Regions from separate parts of the Homo sapiens genome. Here region 2 is linked to region 1. A link is an interaction called in ENCODE POLR2A ChIA-PET data of the cell type or tissue named here. Cell type or tissue: PC-9. All regions are shown on one strand.

Region 1 (4,000 bases):
TAATTTGTGTTAATTGTTGTACTGTTATTTTTTTACTTTTTTTTCCAAAAAATATTTTCTATCTACAGTTGGTTGAATCCGCAGATGCAGAATGCGCAGATACGGAGGGCTGATTGTACTCTGGCCCACAGCAGGTGCTCAAATATTTGCTGCATGAATTAATAAGGGAAAATAGTAAGGAGACTGAGAAAAAAAGTCAGAAAGCTGAAAAGGAAATCAGAAGAGAGGAGAAGCTAAGAAAAGGAAGAAGTCACGAAGAATGATGACTAAGATGCCAATGAGGCTGGGTGTGGTGGCTCACGCCTGTAGTCCCAGCTACTGAGGAGGCTGTGGTGGGAGGATCACTTGAGCCTGGGAGGTTGAGGCTGTAGTGAGCCATAATGGTGCCACTGCACTCCAGCCTAGGCAACACAGTGAGACCCTGTCTCCAAAAAAAAAAAAAAGATGCCAATAAATTTGGCAAGTCCATCCTTGGTGTCCTTTACGGAGGCAACTTCAGAGTAATAGAAGAGGTAGAAGGCATATTACCATAGGCTAATGAGTAAATGAGAAGTTCAAGTGGGAAGGGCAAAGGGAAAGAAGAATATGGAATACTATTTTGACAGTGAGAAAACACAGGACTTGTCAGTGTGGAGAATATTTGTTCATAATTTCAAGCTGAAGGGAAAGACTCAGTTGGGAAGGGAGATACTGAAGACAAAAAAGGAAAGAGGGTTCTAGACAAGGTCTCAGGCATTACAGGAAGAAATGAGATCCTAAAGCCACACTGATCATCTTTTTAAAAAAACTAATGCCCCACATGATTACAGTACAGTATCTGTTTTATATTCAGAAATATCTACTTCCTGGAAATAATTTGTTATTTCATAATTCTTACAAGAGTTTGGTCTACAAAATTAACAGCTTTCTTAACTCTTAAAAGGTACACATGGGGTGGTTTGGCAGCAGAGAGCTATGAGGTGTGCAGCATACTCTCAGGTGGTTCAGAGAATAAAAGTCTGAGAGAGAGAGAAAGAGGCAGAGAGTGGGAGAGAGAGAATGTGCAAATGATAACAAATGGGGCACAACAGTGACAACAGGTAAATCTAGGTAACCAGATGTTCTTTGTACCAAACTTAGAGCTTTTCTCTAAGTTTGACATTATTTACAAATAAAAGGTTAAAAAAGAGAGAAAGAAACTTTACACACCTAAAACTAAGTAAGAAAATCAACTTTCGGCCAGGCAAGGTGGCTCACACCCATCTCTACAAAAAACTTTAAAACCTAGCCGGGTGCGGTGGTGCACACCTGTAGTCCCAGCTACTCAGGAGGCTGAGGTGGGAGGACCCCTGGAGCCCAGCAGTTCAAGGCTGTAGTGCCCCACGATCGCGCCACTGGGTGATAGAGCCAGACCCTGTTTCAAGAAAAAAGGAAAAGAAATGAAAACCTAATAGACTCATTCCTTGAAAATTAGAATAGAGAAAAAGCCTGAAACAGTGTTTCTGATTCATCTCTAACAGACTAAGCAGATAGTGGCTAAGACTTCGCTGTGGTGGGATATCCTAAGAAAACAATAATCTGAAGTGAAGTAAACTCTAGCAGTAAATCTGATCCCTTCTCAGTCATACAAATGGGTTGCTGGTGAAGTAACTATGAAATGACTGCCAAACAGTATATAGTTCACTTGGAAAAAACTTAAGAACTTATAATATTCCTTAAGTAAGAAATATTAATGAGATCAAATACATGGAGTTGTCAAAAATAACAATGACTAAGAGGTACCTTCTTTCCATCTCTTTCTGCAAAGCTGTTTTCTCCAAGCCAAAATCGTACATACTCAAGGACTCTCTTCCCCCCTGAATTGAAGGAGCCACTGTTTTCTTAATGATACTTATCTTCTGTTCCGATGACCCCATTCCAAGGCCAAAGAGCTCAGCTAGACTAACTTGGAGTCCAAATGCAAAGCGTCCCTCTTCCTAGCAGAGACACAGAAAAGCACATCCACCGTAGAGTTTAAACTCAAGAAATCCATAAGTCAAGGTTTAATGTGATAAAAAGACATCACCTTAACATGGCACATCTGATTAAGCTCTGATATCAAAAGGAATGACTGACAAATTAGATTCAAATTCTAACACACTCAGAATTAATTTCTCTTCAAACAGCATGCCCAGTTTCCCCCACTGACTCAGGACTAAAAAAAATCATACAGGGTCTAAATTCTTAGAACAACTTTAAACAAAAATTGAATCATTACTAATATACCTTTTTTTTTTTTTTTTAATTTGAGACGGAGTCTCCCTCTGTTGCCCAGGCTGGAGTGCAGTGGTACGATCTCAGCTCACTGTAACCTCCGTCTCCCAGGTTCCAGCGATTCTCCTCCCTCAGCCTCCCGTGTAGCTGGGACCACAGGCGCACGCCACATGCCCAGCTAATTTTTGTATTTTTAGTAGAGACGGGGTTTCACCATGTTAGCCAGGCTGGTCTCGAACTCCTGACCTCAGGCGATCCACCCACCTCTGCCTCCCAAAGTGCTGGGATTACAGGAGTCAACCACTGCTCCCGGCCCCCCTAATATACTTTCTAGGGAGGATTCAAGGCAACTATTTGTGTATTAAACTATGATTTTTATGAGCTTTCATTATTTACTTCAATTGCAATGACCACGAACTACTCTTAAAAGTCCTTCCTTACACAGGCCAAGCGTGGCGGCTCATGCCTGTAATCCCAGCACTTTGGGAGGCCAGTGCGGGAGGATCACAAGGTCAGGAGATCGAGACCATCCTGGCCAACATGGTGAAACCCCGTCTCTACTAAAATACAAAAAATTAGGGGAGCGTGGTGGCACAAGCCTGTAGTCCCAGCTACTTGGGGGGCTGAGGCAGGGGAATTGCTTGAACCTGGGAGGCGGAGGTTGCAGTGAGCCAAGATGGCACCATTGCACTCCAGCCTGGCGACAAAGCGAAACTCCCTAAAAAAAAATAACAAAAGTCCCTCCTTACAAGAGTTGTTACTATGAGCCATGAAAGGTGGCTCATGAAGTTACATCAACTTGCTTTTTGAAGTTAGTGTATAGGAGGAGAGATTACTGAGTAAAGCACTACCAAGTTTCTATCAATAATTCAACAAACAGGCACTTAAGATGCACCTCAGATGTGTACTACCCAAGTGTGAGCCCTCCCTGCCTCCAAGAGCTGACAGTCTAGTTGAAAAGATGCGACCTAAAGTAACAAGTGACCATGTGCTAAAAATAAATAGCATAGGCCGGGCGCGGTGGCTCACGCCTGTAATCCCAGCACTTTGGGAGGCCGAGGTGGGTGGATCACGAGGTCAGGGGTTCGAGACCAGCCTGCCCAACAAGGAGAAACCCTGTCTCTACTAAAAATACCAAAATAAGCCAAGCGTGGTAGTGTGCGCCTGTAATCCCAGCTACTCAGGAAGCTGAGGCAGGAGAATCGCTTGAACCGGGGAGGCAGAGGTTGCAGTGAGCAGAAATCATGTCACTACACTCCAGCCTGGGTGACAGGGCGAGACGCTGTCTCAAAAAAAAATAAATAGGCTAGGTGCAGTGGCTCACACCTGTAATCCCAGCACTTTGGGAGGCCGAGGTGGGTGGATTATCTGAGGTCAGGAGTTCGAGACCAGCCTGGTCAACATGGTGAAACCCCATCTCTACTAAAAATACAAAAATTATTAGCTGGGCATGGTGGCCAGCACCTGTAATCCCAGCTAGTAGGGAGGCTGAGGCAGGAGAATCACTTGAACCTGGGAGGCGGAGATTGCTGTGACCCTAGATCGCGCCATTGCACTCCAGCCTGGGCAACAGGGCAAGACTCCATCTCAAAATAAATAAATAAATAAAACAAATAGCATAGATAATATGTTTCCTAAATGTTTTGACAAAGGAGATTCTTACTGCTGTGGGTTAGGCTGGTCAGGAACTAGCTTTAAGGCAGAAGAAAGAGATAAGCTGGGACTGGCAGGGTGGCAGGATTCTGAAAGGGATGGAGGAGGGTCCCAC
Region 2 (4,000 bases), 93 kb before region 1:
GGACCTTTCTCTTTCTCCAATTCAGTAAAACATTAACCTCAGCTAGCATCTAAAGTCAGCTTCTGAGCCAGAAAGTCGAAAGAGACCTTTTTCCTAACCATGCAGGACACGGGCCACACGGCAGGTGGGGCCAGGCCCTAAGTACAGGGAGAGCCAATACCACATGTGGCAGGCGCTTCCAGCCACAGTGATGGAAGGCCATGTGCCTCCTGACACCTGCACACAGAGGCTTTGTGCGACGACACACACGCACACCTCAACGCCGGAGCTCTGCTCTGGGAGGTGGATGGGCCGTGCAGGCGCTGCGTAGGGCCCAACGCTGGCCCCACAGGGAACCTGCACACCTCCAGGCTCACGTGACTCACCAGGGACAGAGGGGAGAATCACCTGCACTATTTTTGAAATTAAATGTGTCAAAAGTCTCCACACCCACAGCTTAGAGTCACCAGTTGCCAAAGGCTGTGGTGCACACTCCCTGCCCCCATCCCACTCCCCAAACTCTCCCTGTGCCCTTTCAGCTCACGCTGCTCTTGCCTGCTGCTGGAGTTCACATCTGCGCACTTCCTACTCTGGACCAGTACCTGCCTCTCCTTCCACTACCCTTTCCAAGACGCAATTTTTTGTTAAAAGAACATTCAGTAGGCCGAGCGCAGTGGCTCACGCCTGTAATCCCAGCACTTTGGGAGGCCGAGGCGGGCGGATCACGAGATCAGGAGATCGAGACTACCCTGGCTAATATGGTGAAACCCCGTCTCTACTAAAAATACAAAAAATCAGCTGGGCGTGGTGGCAATCGCCTGTAGTCTCAGTTACTCGGGAGGCCGAGGCAGAAGAATCGCTTGAACCTGGGAGGCGGAGGTTGCAGTGAGCCAAGTTGGCGCCACTGCACTCCAGCCTGGTGACAGAGCAAGACTCCATCTCAAAAAAAAAAAAGAACATTCAATGTTTCAGCTAGGACCTCTATCTAAATGTTCTTTGCTGGGTCAAGTAGCAGACTATTTCTTTGTATCGCTTTTTGTTTTCCTACCACTGATAATGGCTTCTCTTTTCCTTTGTTTTGTAGACAGAGTCTCGCTCTGTTGCCCAGGCTGGAGCGCAGTGCCGCAATCTCTCGGCTCACTGCAGCCTCTGCCCACCAGGTTCAAGTGATTCTCCTGCCTCAGCCTCCCGAGTAGCTGGGACTATAGGCACGTGCCACCACGCCCAGCTAATTTTTATATTTTTAGTAGAGACGGGGTTTCACCATGTTGGCCAGGCTGGTCTTGAACTCCTGACCTCAGGTGATCTGCCTGCCTTGGCCTCCCAAAGTGCTTGGATTACAGGCATGAGCCACTGCACCCAGCCTGCCTTCTCTTTGCATTTGCTAACTTTCCCTATGTTCTCCCACAGCATCTCCATAGTTTTCTACAAGGGTGAAGTGGATCAGAGACCCCACTGGTTCTGGTGTTTTCCATAGAGAGTGCCGCTTGCTGTGCAGCCTCCTGTTCCAGCCAGGACTGGCAGCTCTCTGGGCAGAGGCTGCGCTGTGATGCTGTGACCCCCTTTACGTTCACCCTCTGTCCTGTTAGGTCCCCCGTTTCCTAATACCTCTGTGCTTCATTTTGGGTTTCTCTCTTCATGTGGTTCAAACCAAGGTTAAAATAATTAAGACTGTATACCAGAAAGTAACTTTGTTCTGCCCTGATACTTGATCGTTTTAGCTGGGTATAGAATTCTAGGCTGGACCAGGCACAGTGACTCATGCATGTAATCCTAACACTTTGGGAGAACAACATGAGAAATCTCTTGAGCCCAGGAGTTCAAAATCGGCCTGGGCAGCATGGCAAGACCCCATCTCTACAAAAAAATTTTAAAATAGCTGGGCACGGGGCTGGGCACAGTGGCTCATGCCTGTAATCCCAGCACTTTGGGAGACGAAGGCAGGTAGATCATGAGGTCAGGAGTTCAAGACCAGCCTGGCCAAGATGGTGAAACCCCATCTCTACTAAAAATATAAAAATTAGCCAGGCATGGTGGCGGGTGCCTGTAATCCCAGCTACTCGGGAGGCTGAGGCAGAAAATTGCTTGAACCCAGGAGGTGGAAACTGCAGTGAGCTGAGATCACGCCGCTGCACTCCAGCCTGGGCGACAGCGAGACTCTGACTCGGGGGTGGGGAAAGAAAAAGAAAAAAAAAAATATCTAGGCACAGTGGCACATGCCTGTAGTCCCAGCTACTGGGGAGGCTGAAGCAGAAGGATCACTTGAGCCCACGAGATGAAGACAACTGTACCACTGCTCTCCAGCCCAGATGACAGTGAGACCCGGTTTCAAAAACAAAAGAATTCTAGGCCGAAAAGCCTTTTTAACTGATTTCTGGAGTCATCAGTTGTTCCATTGTCTCCTAGCTGTTCATGTTTGTTTGCTCTTTGTATTCCCAAGTATTTACAATAACCTAGAGTTTTAGAAGCCCCTCTTTCTTTATCCTCAGGGTTCTGACACTTGACAATGATAAGCTTTGCTGTGGGGTCTTTCTCAGTCATTGTCAGGGCCGCTTTCAATCTAGAAGATAATGGCCTCATTGCCAAGAAACTATCTTGCATTTTTGTTTTTTGTTTTGTTTTGTTTTGTTTTGTTTGAGACAAGGTCTGTTTCTGTCTCCCAGGATGGAGTGCAGTGGTACAATCCAGGCTCGTTGCACCCTCTGCCTTCCAGGCTCAAGCCATCCCCAACCTCAGCCTCCCACGTAGCTGGGGCCATAAGTACACAACTCCATGCCTGGCTAATTTTCATAGTGTTTGTAGACACGGGAAGTGGGGGATGGTGTCTCCCTATGTTGCCAAGGCTGGTCTCAAACTCGTGAGCTCAAGTCATCTGCCTGCCTTGGTCTCCCAAAGTGTTGGGATTACAGGCATGAGCCACCATGCCTGGTGCCAAGAAACTATCTTGCATTCTATGTTCATTTCCTCCTTTCAGTTTTCTATTCTTTCTGGAATTCCTACTCATCCTATATTGGGCTTCTAGACTTGTTCCTACATTAGGAGGAGAGGAAAGATAAAAAAACTATCTCTATTTTGCTTTTGGAATATCTCCTTGAGACAATAGTAGAATCTAAGCCTTCTTTTGAAGTTTTTTTTCTATTTTTTAATTTTAAGAACTTTCTTATTCTGTTCCCTTTGTTATCCTTTTTCTAGTATCCTGTTCCTTTTTCATGCAGACAATGCTCTTTTGTATCTCACTGAGGACATTAACATTCTCTTCCCTTTAAGACCTTTTCTCCCATGTGTGGGGGCTTTCCTCAGATGGCTGGTGACCCAGGGGTCTGATCCCACTGAAGCACTAAGGTTGACAGGAAGCCTTCTGTGGGGCCAGCGCCATCACTAACTTTCCCTCTGCAGGGTGCCTGGGGGTCTGGCAGGCAGGAGCTGTAGGACACTTCTCTGGGGGCATTCAACCTCCCTCAGCAGGGACTCCCCACCTCCTGCCTGGCCAGGGAACTGACTGCTGGGCCCATTGCTCATTCGGGATGCCCAGTTTCAGGCTGGTGCCTCACCCTGGCCTGTCTCTAGTATCCCATGCTGAAGCTTCCCTGGGTCAGGTGCTCCTGGAATTAAACATGAGGTCTCCTTCAATTGTTGGCAAGAGCCATCATCTGGCCAAGTGGGCCCTGAAGTCTCTAGCTGACACTCCCTAGAGGTTTTCAACCCTCCCCCCTTGTTCCTGTCCCCCGATCACTCCCACCTCTTGCCTTTCCTGGTACCTGAACAGATGGTCTTCCTTCTCACCAGGATGCCCTGTTCTGGCACAGAGATTTCTGAAGCTTCCCTCAGCAGGTTGCCACCCTCCCTCCATGTCCATCTTCCAAAATCTGATCACATCTTTGTCTTTTCCTCTATTACTTTCTTTGTCTATGGTGTTTTCTTTTTTGTGTAAGCCCTTTCCTGTTATTTCAATAGAGTTTAAGGGGGGAGCAGAGGTAAAAGCAGGCTTAACTACAAGTACCTCCATCTGTAATATTTAAAT

What was found. ChIA-PET counts read pairs that join two places held together with the same protein. Peaks named below come from ENCODE experiments on the same cell type or tissue, not always from the same donor. Only the 100,000 strongest peaks of a DNase experiment are listed, where the experiment ranks them.
Region 2: POLR2A ChIA-PET joins it to region 1 with 6 read pairs; 18 of 35 experiments call an interaction of 5 or more read pairs at or near these places.

Annotation. Positions count from the first base shown.
Region 1 is chr5:179,735,227-179,739,226 of GRCh38, reverse strand. The region is part of intron 1 of MAML1 (mastermind like transcriptional coactivator 1); the gene reads right to left. Among named protein-coding and RNA genes, the nearest start is that of MAML1, 4.4 kb to the right of the region's middle. In PC-9, no CTCF peak of the experiment used is centred here; no DNase peak of the experiment used is centred here.
Region 2 is chr5:179,828,724-179,832,723 of GRCh38, reverse strand. All of the region lies in intron 5 of SQSTM1 (sequestosome 1), which reads right to left. Among named protein-coding and RNA genes, the nearest start is that of SQSTM1, 9.8 kb to the right of the region's middle. In PC-9, no CTCF peak of the experiment used is centred here; no DNase peak of the experiment used is centred here; H3K27ac peaks cover 1,492 bases.